2 separate regions of the Homo sapiens genome follow, and region 2 is linked to region 1. The links are chromatin contacts, found by Hi-C or POLR2A ChIA-PET in ENCODE. All regions are on one chromosome and are shown on one strand. The core of a region is the stretch at or near the end of the contact, and the rest is flanking DNA. Distances in the headings are between cores, read along the strand shown. Region 1 overlaps GAB2 (GRB2 associated binding protein 2). Region 2 holds the start of NARS2-AS1 (NARS2 antisense RNA 1).

The links. Hi-C counts contacts between places; a loop is a spot of excess contacts on that map. ChIA-PET counts read pairs that join two places held with the same protein, here RNA polymerase II (POLR2A). Pooled maps may share reads with other maps.
Region 2: a pooled map shows a loop between it and region 1 (4-fold over the local background). The contact joins the promoter of NARS2-AS1 here to the enhancer-like site in region 1. A Hi-C loop is called at or near these places in 1 of 168 maps with a recorded cell type or tissue (heart left ventricle) and 3 of 50 pooled maps. POLR2A ChIA-PET finds 5 or more read pairs at or near these places in 3 of 52 experiments (OCI-LY7, activated B cell and activated CD8-positive, alpha-beta memory T cell).

The regions. Positions count from the first base shown.
Region 1 is chr11:78,226,335-78,231,673 of GRCh38, reverse strand. It overlaps GAB2 (GRB2 associated binding protein 2), which reads left to right. Exons shown (of 10, transcript NM_080491.3): 4 at 4,623-5,209. It also overlaps a transcript of USP35 not described here. Among named protein-coding and RNA genes, the nearest start is that of USP35, 40 kb to the right of the region's middle. Within about 2 kb of position 3,118, at least 3 of the 41 ENCODE cell types and tissues checked have a DNase peak (open chromatin) inside an H3K27ac peak, as active enhancers do.
Region 2 is chr11:78,530,913-78,536,251 of GRCh38, reverse strand. It overlaps NARS2-AS1 (NARS2 antisense RNA 1), which reads right to left and starts at 3,076. Exons shown (of 4, transcript NR_120566.1): 1 at 2,949-3,076. The region is part of intron 5 of NARS2 (asparaginyl-tRNA synthetase 2, mitochondrial); the gene reads left to right.

The sequences.
Region 1 (5,339 bases), core at 1,869-4,368:
AAAACCATTTTTAAAAGCCAAGGGAAGGCCGGGCACAGTGGCTCACGCCTGTAATCCCAGCACTTTGGGAGGCTGAGGCGGGCAGACCACGAGGTCAGGAGTTCGAGACCAGCATGGCCGATATGATGAAACCCCGTCTCTACTAAATATACAAAAATTAGCCAGGTGCAGTGGTACGCTCCTGTAATCACAGCTACTCAGGGTGCTGAGGCAGGAGAATCGCTTTGAACCCAGGAGGCGGAGGTTGCAGTGAGCCAAGATTGCATCACTGCACTCCAGCCTGGGAGACAGAATGAGACTCCGACACACACACACACACACACACACACACACACACCACACACGCGCGCGCGCGCACCAAGGGAGAGACTGTATGGTGGCAATAGCCTCTATAGCCTCTGGAAGAGCCATTGGCCAGGAATGGAAAGGGAAGGCACTTGGCACTGCTGGCTTGAGGGAATATCTTCTCTCAAACTTCTTTTTGATTCTGGGGAGCTCCCATACGTGCTTGTGTTTGAGTATCTTCCTGCTCCAACTCTGCCATTTACTGTTTTCCTCATCTGATAATGTGAAAGTAAGAGGTGTGTCTCAGAACTATTAGGAGGATTTAAAATGAGATCACATGTGATATGTATGGCATAGTATCTTGCCTATTTTATAAGGCTTCTGTAAGCCCAGCCCTGGAAGAGAAGCCTCTCTCCAAATCCACCACTTCCAGGTGGATTATCCATCCCACAAAAGCAACTCAGGTCATCACAGTGACACAGGCCTCAGTTAAGGTTTACATGAAAATACTAAAGGCCATAAGACTGCTGAGTATTTGGAATTCCCCATCTAGATTATTGCCCAAAGGGACCACATTTTAGCATGGTTTGCGCAGTGGGGGCACCCAGAGACCTGGCTGCTAGAACAAATTCCCTGCCCTCTGAGTATGTAACTTTGGGCAAGAGTCCCTTGTTCAACTCCTCTTACTTGGTTACTGAGGTGATAATCAGTCTCCCTCAACATGTGTCACTATTATCTATCATATGCCTGGCACTATGCCAGGGTACAGGATATGGCCCTCTGCCTTCTAGGAGCACATGGTCTGGTAGAAGTGGAAAGACACAGACCTGAATAACTGACATAAGGCAGAATAAGGTGAGTGTTGCGATGGAAGCACAGAGTGCTGTGGTAGCACAGAGGAAGGAATGATTACCATAAAAAGGAGAATTAGGGACCTGTAATACCTTTGTAGAGTGAAAAGGCTTCTTGTGGACTTTGTGTAAGGTGTTGATGTATCAAGGAAGCGTTCCACAGGGAGGTGAGTAATGCAAGACCAGGGCTGAAGTTTAGACTACACAGGACATGTTTAGGGATGAGTGAGTAGTTCTGTGAGCGAGACAGGAGGATGCCGGGGTAGAGGGAAGTTGGAACGTAAGCTAGTGGGTTCTACAGAGGAAGGGCTTTGATCTGCTGATCAGAAGGTTTGGGCCAAGCCCAGGAAAAGGGATAGCAGCAACATACGTTTGTTTATTCATTTGCTTACTTACAACAAACGTTTATTCATTATTTATAATGCAACAAGCATTAACCTAGGTGCTAAGGAGAGAAAAATGAGTAAGACACAGTTTCTTTCCTCAAGGAAATCACAGTCTGTTGGCAGAGATAAGTAGTAATGGTGCCTAATATAGGTAACACTTGCTACCTGCTCCAAGAACAAAGTTAAGCAAGTGATTAAGTTAAGCAATGCTTAGAGGTAGAGGATGTAAGAATGGCCTTAAAAAATGTGTCTTCTGAGATGAGTTTGAAGGATAAATGGAGTAGGAACTTGCCAGATTGAGGTAAGAAGCCTTCCAGACACAGCCCAACAATGCAGCAAAGCCCAATGCTTGACTAACTGGGGCACACAGGGAACACTGCAAAGTTTGGTTTGGATCCTAGAGTGGAAAAGGGAACTAAAGAGAAAAGATTGGTGAGATGAGTTGGGATAAACCTAGGAGTTTGGGCTTAATCCTGAAGCATTGAGGCGGTGTTGAAAATGTTTACACTGGGAAGTTAGGAAAGTAAATATTAGTAGGATGGAAGGATCAGAGAGGCCCTGGGCAGAAATCATAATGTGGGTGACTCCCAGGTTTCTGGCTTGAGTAACTGTTGCCATTCCCAAAATAAGAGAGGCAGGAGGAGAAGAGTTCCAGAGGAAGATGATGAGTTCATTCTTGAGTATGTTGAAGGTTATTGCAGGGTGCCTGTGATGCTCTTGCAACCCCATCCCCACCTTGAAATCCTTCAGAGGCTCCCCGTTCCCTTTAGTCCTGGCCTGGCCTCCAGTGTCTTCTCTCAGCCCTGCCTTCTAATGTGCTTGCTGCAGCCTGAGCAGCTTCGAGTTTCTAGAACTTGCCAGGTTGTGTTCTACATCTTTGAGCCTTCAACTAGAACACCATTTCCCTTCTCCTGCCTTCTGCCTGGCCAGTTGTGGCTCATCCTTCCAGACTCACTCAAGATAAAACATCTCTGAAGGAGGCTTCCCTGACATTGTCTACCACCACCCCCAGCAAGGGCTGATACCAACTGTCAGCAGCTACATACTCACCCCTACTTGACTGTAATGATTTGCATCCATGTCATCTCCTGCCCTACTGTGACATTCCCAGACCACCCCTCACTGGGCAGGTGGCATCTCTGTATCCCTTTTGCCTGGCCCAGATGGAAATTAGGACATCAGTAAATGTAAAATGAACAAATCCAGATGGGAGCATCCAACAGAGAGTTGGAAATTCCAAAAAAAGCAAAATGAAAGGCACCAAAAAAATGCATACAACATTAACACCTTATGTCTACCATTCGCTCCCCCCGCCACCCCCGTCCTCTTCCCTAAGCACTACATTATCTAAAGCCTAGATGTTCAATCATCCAAGCCCATGGCTGTTGGCTTGGTTATGTGTCTGGAATGGAACAGAAAGGGAGGAGGAGTGCAGAGGCCCAAGGAGGAGCATCAGTGAAGGTTTGGAGACTGACCTGGAATTCCTAGCCATCATGGTGGGTACAGTTTACATGAGAGGAAGCCTGGCTTTACACACCTGTTTCCTCTTTCTAAGCTCTGGCCCCTATTTTCTAACACCATCTGGTGGCCACATCTGTAAATAACAAACTCCTCAGGAGCTGAGAGAGCTTCTATAAGGCAAAAGGTCCAGGGATTGGCCTCAGAGGGCTATTATGTATTACAGCCCCAACAAGTTTATATGTATACGAGATTTGCCTTTTCTGATGAGACACTCCAAGAGCTTTTGACCAGAATCTTAAAAACTCCTATAGCCTCCAAAAGGCTTAGAATCCCTGCTACAAAGGATTGATTCTTTTTTTCCCCAAGTGAAATCCTATGAAGAATCATACACAAGCTAAAGAAGCAGACCTAAATCCCTGCTTGCTCAGAACCTCACCCTCCAATTTCCCAAAGCACTTACAGAGAACCTGGAATCTAGTTTGAAAACCACTCTTGTGAAACGAAGGGCTTGTAGAGCATCGGGGCCAGATGGGCCCTTAGAAATCATTGTGACGTACTAGGTCCCACCTGAGAGAGGAGGCTTGGTGATACACACAGCACGTATCAGTAGCAGTACTGGAACCTAACACAAGTCTCCCCTCTTGTTTCTCTTCTCTTTTTACTGCTTGCCTTATTGCCCAAAACCTAAATTTAAAAATGTACTAATCAAAACTTTTTCTATATATAGTTCCCAAACAGGAAACCATTCTTCATATAGATTTCTAGGTCTCTGGAAAGAGATCTTTCCCCTCAAAATGCCTCTTAACCAACCATAAATCATGGTAGAAAATAAATCTAGAGCTTACGTTTGAATAGTTTGTTGTTTGTTTGTGTTGGGGCGTGTGTTTTTTTGAAACAGGGTCTCATTCTGTTTACTAGACTGGAATGCAGTGGTGCGATCATAGCTCACTCTAACTTCGAACTTCTGGGTTCAAGCGATCCTCCTCCCTTAGCCTCACCAGAAGCTAGGACTACAGGTGTGCAGCACCCTGCCCAGCTAGTTCTTTTTTTTTTTTTTTTGGTGGCAATGGAGTCTTATTGTGTTCCCAGGCTGGTCTTGAACTCCTGGCCTCAAGTGAACCTCCCACCTCAGCCTCCCAAAGTGCAGGGATTACAGTCATGAGCCACTGCACACTGCACCTGACCCAAATAATTCTTTTCAACTTACAACATCAATACCCATGGGCTAGTTTCACAGTGGCAGAATAGACTCAGAGAGGTAAAATGACTTGTTTGCTGTTTCCTGTCATCAACTTAAAGGTTCTTTCCACTGTCTCACAACATTTGTGTTCGAATGTGCATATTCTGCGGTACTTAAAACAGTGAACAAATAGGCAATCCATCTGGCTTATTGATACTTGTTCAGGGAGTGGGGGTTATAACCCCTGCTATTAACTGCCATTTGGAGATGGGGGACGGATGAAGTCTAACATTGTTTAAACATTCATATACTAGAGTCTGAACAACCTTCAAAATATGCTTTTAGTCACCATTTTACAGATGCCTAAACCAAAGTATAGAAAGAGAAAGTGCTTTGCCTCAAGGTCACACAGCTAGTAATTGTCTCACCCTCCTGCCCTTTCCCTTCTTTCTCTTTTAGGAGTGCCAGCTTCTCTCAGGGCACCAGAGCCTCTTTTCTCATGAGGAGTGACACAGCTGTACAAAAACTTGCCCAGGGCAATGGACACTGTGTCAACGGGATCAGTGGTCAAGTCCATGGCTTCTATAGCCTTCCCAAGCCGAGCCGGCACAATACAGAATTCAGAGACAGTACCTACGACCTCCCCCGCAGCCTGGCCTCCCATGGCCACACCAAGGGCAGCCTCACAGGCTCCGAGACAGATAATGAGGATGTGTACACCTTCAAGACGCCCAGCAACACCCTGTGCAGGGAGTTCGGGGACCTCCTGGTAGACAATATGGATGTTCCGGCCACCCCACTCTCAGCCTACCAGATCCCTAGGACATTCACTCTGGACAAAAACCACAATGCCATGACAGTGGCCACTCCTGGGGACTCAGCCATAGCTCCCCCACCCCGCCCCCCCAAGCCAAGTCAGGCAGAAACACCTCGATGGGGCAGTCCTCAGCAGAGACCGCCAATCAGTGAAAATAGCAGATCTGTCGCTGCCACCATCCCCAGACGCAACACCCTCCCTGCAATGGACAACAGCCGACTTCACCGAGGTCAGTATAAGTCCTAGCTGAGACTCAGAGGGAGGAGGAGGTAACACAGGGGTTCTCAATAGTTTGATGGTCCTTGGTCATCCATGGCCGAGGGGAACTTACGAACCACCTAGGTCACTGATACTCAAAA
Region 2 (5,339 bases), core at 1,827-4,326, 300 kb before region 1:
TATGTAAATCAGTAACATAGTTGTTTATTATCATTATATGACTGGAAGTGCAGTAGGTTTGTTTACAACAGCATCACCACAAATACGTGAGTAATGCCATGCTCTGTGACATCACTAGGAAATAGGAATTTTTCAGCTCTATTATAATCTTATGGATGCGTCATATCTACAGTCCATTGTTGAACAAAATGTCAGTATGTAGTACATGACTATATTTTATCTGTATTATTCATCATATAGAGTACTGTGGCTGCTCTGTGAATATAGTTATTGTATGTATTTCTTTAAGGGAAAATGAGTTCTGAGATGCAAAATAACCAAGTTAAAAATGAACTTGCTGGGCTCGGTGGCTCACACCTGTAATCCCAGCACTTTGAGAGGCTGAGGTGGGTGGATCACCTGAGGTCAGGAGTTTGAGACCAGCCTGACCAACATGGAGAAACCCCGTCTCTACTAAAAATACAAAATTAGCAAGGCGTGGTGGTGCATGCCTGTAATCCCAGCTACTTGGGAGGCTCACTTGAACCTGGCGGGGCAGAGGTTGTGGTGAGCTGAGATCGTGCCATTGCACTCCAGCCTCGGCAATAAGAGTGAAACTCTGTCTCACAAAAAAAAAAAAGAGCTTTCTGGATCTCTGAATGTTATATTTCTGCTGTATCTTAAAAGCAAACAAAATAATTAAAAATAAAGGAAAAATTAAAATCTTTGTTGCAATATCAAAACACAATAATGACAAAAATAAATAAGAAGTGTGAGACAATGAGATAAAGTATTTTTGCTGGTTTATGTTCAGAAATATTTTTTATAATGAATAAGAATTCTGATTTTGAGATTTTATCTCAATGTGCAGTACTTTAAAAAATGTTTTTTATATTCTTTTATATTGTACCATTTCTCTCAAGGATTTGAAAGAAATATATTGAAGATGGGATCAAAGTAGATGAATTTATGTACCATTGTTTCAAGAATCGGAAGTGACGACTTAGGTGCTGGAAACAACAGAAATTACCACAGCATTACTATGCAGAGATTCCTTGGCGGGGGAAAACACCCATATATTCACATCACACTATCTGCCACAATGTACAAAAAAATTCTGCAGTTTATTTCTGGTTGATACAGTTATATGGCTACCCAGTTAACTGGTTCTACTTATTAAAAAGTTCAGCTTTGCCTCACTGATTTGATATAATACTTTTATATGTGAAAGTCTGTGTTTAGGCTTTCAGTTATATCCCACAGGTTTACTTGTGTACCACTAATATACTGTATTAATTTAGAGGCTTTATACTATGTTTTAACGTTTGGTTATTCAAACATTTCTTTTATTGCTGTATTCCTTGGATTACATTATTCCTTAATTCCCAAGGATTAACACAAATGGAGGTTTTTTTCCATGCTCTTTCCATTGAGAAATTTGTGTCCTCGCTCAGATTTAGGTATCTCCCATATTTCCAGGTCCTACTTCAATTCGTTTTTCAATTGAAGAAATATTTACTGAGTAACTGCTATTCCCAGGTAATAGGCTAGATGCAGGATCCAGTAATAAGAGAGACCGTGTCCCTTAGGAGCCCCAATATTTCTTAATTTGATGAGATAACACTGTGAAACAAAAGGTATTTAGTATGAATCTTTGATCTTAAGAGGTTTGAGAATTTGTGAATGTATCTGGAGGAGGTTACACTGACAAAGTTCTGATTTATTCACTCATTATCAGTCAGTCAGCAGCCTAAAGGAACTTACAGAACATTCCCCATGTTTCTTACTTTTTAGGTGTACCAACATTCCAAGAAATTCTGGCTCATAGATTCCTAAAAAAAATAACTGCTACTCAGTGTAATGGCTGAAGGTAGTAGTGTATGAACCATGTGATCCGTAGAAAATGATGCACAAAGCACACTAAAAAGCCAGTCAGTACCACTATGTACCTATTGAGCGGCCAACATCCATAACACTGACAACACCAAATGCTGACAAGGATGTGGAGCAGCAGATTTAACAGCCACTTTGCAGTATAGTTTGGCAGTTTCTTGCAAAACTAGATATACTCCAACCATAAGAACCAGCAGTTCTGCTCCTTGGTATTTACCCAAAGGAGTGGAAAACTTATATCCACACAAAAACGTGCACATGGATGTTTACAAAGCAGCTTTATTCATAATTGCCAAAACTTGGAAGCAACCAAGATGCCTTTTATTAGGTAAATGGAGAAATAAACTGTATCTGTTACATCCAGACAGTAAAATATTATTCAGCACTGAAAAAAAATGAGCTATCAAGCTATGAAAATACCTGGAGAAACTTTAAATGCAAATTACTAAGTCAAAGAGACCAATCTGAAAAGGCTACATATTGTATGATTTAAACTGTGTGACATTCTGGAAAAGACAAAACTATGGAGAAAGTAAAAAGATCATGGTTTCCAGGGGTTAGGGGAAAGGGAGGGATAACTAGGTGGAGCACATATTTTTAGGGCAGTGAAACTATTCTGTATGATACTGTAGTGGTGGATACATGTCAGTATGTATTTGTCCAAATCCTGTGGGACTGTTACATGTTATGAGTGATATGCTCTGACACTCCTGGGAGACTCCTTGGTTGCCTAAGGTGCCTTTCAGCCAGGAGGTACAGTTCCCCTTGTCTTTGGGACTTTTCTTGTGCTCATAAAGTCTTTTATAAACTTTGGTCACTCAAAAGGAAATTTTAAATGTGCCAAATTGAATGGAGCTTTAGATCTGGCCAGTTTAAGAAAATTTGCCTAAGCTGTAGACATTCACTTCCTCTTTTCAAAGAGAAACTGCTTTCTCCATGATAAAATTTCAAATGAGAGAAAAGGTTACAAACTGTAGTGAATAAGACAAGCAAGACTTTTTAATCTCAGAGAAAAGTGAAAAAATCACAAATATACACAAATAATGGAATAAGAGAATAACAAACTAAACGCCTACCTTAAAGTAGTGCTTCAATTCCAGTCTCATCAGTTGTTGAATCAGGTTCCATAAAGTCTGAATCTCAGTCAAGCCAGGGAGATTCAACCTTGAGAGTAGTCTGACCAAGGGCTTCTGCAGTCTTCAGCGAGGTCAGTTGGATGCAACGGTCCATGCTGGTGCTGGGGCTCCAGCTGTTGGCAAAACAGCAGGAGTCAATGAAGGCCTAATTTGGGTCCCATCTGGTTCACCAAAATGTCACCCTGAAATAATCAAGAGGCCCAGAATCCAATTTTAAAAGAGTTTGTTCAAGTGCAAAATTTGAGACTGGCCACCCAGAAAAAACAAGACTCCAGAGTAGTTGGGTCATTGCTGAGAAGTGGAGAAGCTGAGGCTTCACTTATATAAGTAGAAGCAAAGAAGTTTACAAGTATTACCACATTTTTAATACAATGCTGATTTATGAGTTACAGCAGTTTGATTGGTTACAGCTTATTCTTTTTCAGGAAAGATATATTTAAAATTGCATCCCTATCAATTTGGTAGTCATGGGGCCTTTCGCCATCTGGTCTGAGCTGGGTACATGAAAAAGGAAGGATGTTAATCTATAACAAAGAATTAGTAACTAAGAGGTAAGGGGCACCATTTAATCTTTCACAACGTTTTACAGGGCAAGAAAAATAAGAAAGAAGGTTAATCTGTAATAGGAAGAAACAAAAGTTGTAGTGACTTGCCCGTATGAGCTAGGTCTTACAATCAATCACATTTTATTCAAGGCTCAGAGTAATTTAAAGTTTCAGCAGCTTTCATTTAAATTATTTTCACATTAGCCATTTGAGTCTTCATTTCTGTATATCTTCTTTCTCATTTGGGGAGCAGATTATTTTCTCTTTTTTTGTTTTCTTGGCAGGAGTTCCTTATATATTCTGTCCATTAATCACTTGGCGGTTTTAGATGTTGCAAATATTTCATTCATAATCTGTCATTTGTCTGTTAACTTTGCCTATATCTTCCTTTATTAAATAGAAATTCTTAATTTTAACATATATAAATTCATCAGTTTTTCCTTTTATCGTTGGCAATTTGGAGCTTTTGTTAAAGAAATCCTTCCCCACTGATAAAGTCACAAAGTTGGGTGTTTAATTCATATATTGTATTGTTTCTTTATCACTACCATAAGTACGTAAGATTACAAATTTAAGATTACAATCCTAAATCTTAAATTTGCAATCCTAGGTTGGTAGTTTTTGAAGCTACTAAGATTCAATAATTACTTTCAAGAATTGAGGTGAAATTTATGTCATAAAATTAAGCATTTTAAAAGGTACATTTCAGTGGCATTTAGTACATTCATAGTATTTTACAACTGCCACCTCTGTTAAGTTCCAAACATTTTTACCACCCCAGAAGAAAACCCTGTGCCCATTTAGTAGTTACATCCCATTTTCCCCTCTACACAAACCATGACTCTCATCCATCTGTCTCTATGGATTTACCTATTCTGTATGTTTCATATAAATGTAATCATACATAGCCTTTTAAGTCTGTCTTCTTTCACTTAGCATGTTTTCATTGTTCATCTATGTTTTAACATACATAAGTACATGCTAAAACATTTAATTTTAATATATAGGTATATACATTCCTTATGGCTGAATGATATTCCATTCTATGTATATATCATATTTTGTTTATTCATTTTTCCATTGATGGATATTTAGGTGGTTTTACCTTTTGGCTGTTGTGAATGGTGCTATTTTGAACAGTTGTGTGCAAGTGTTTGTTTATGTACCTCATTTTAATTCTTTTTGGTATGTACCTAGGAATGGAATTACTGTGCCATTTAGTAACTCAATTTTAACTTTTTAAGGAACCACCAAACTTTTTTCCCTAGTAACCGCAACCCCTTATTGTACATTTCTAGTTTCGTTCCATAGTTATCAAAGAAGATACCTTGTGTGATTTTAGTTTTTTAAGATTTATTGAGACTGTTTTATGGCCTATTATATGGTCTACTCTGGAGAATGGTCCCTGTGCACTTGAAAAAAACGTATATTCTGCTGCTGTTGGGTGGAGTCTACCATTTTTAATTTGCCTTTTTTTTGGCTCAGCATTTGCTTGATTGCTATAAACCTTTAACTCTCTTCGAGAGTTCCCACAATTGATTCTGACAGTTTTGTTCATTTTTTTTCTTTTATTTTTCTGTGGCAGGACAGTCCTTTGGAGCTACCTATCCTGCCATATTTGCTGATATCACTTTTTGTAATTACTTTTTACAACCAATATTTTATATACCCTCTTTAATATTCTGAGATAAAATATATAGGTGATAATACAAAGGGAAGTTTAAAAAATCAGTATAATACTTTAATTGTAATATAAAAGAAAAGTAATTTATAGTAAGGTAGTATC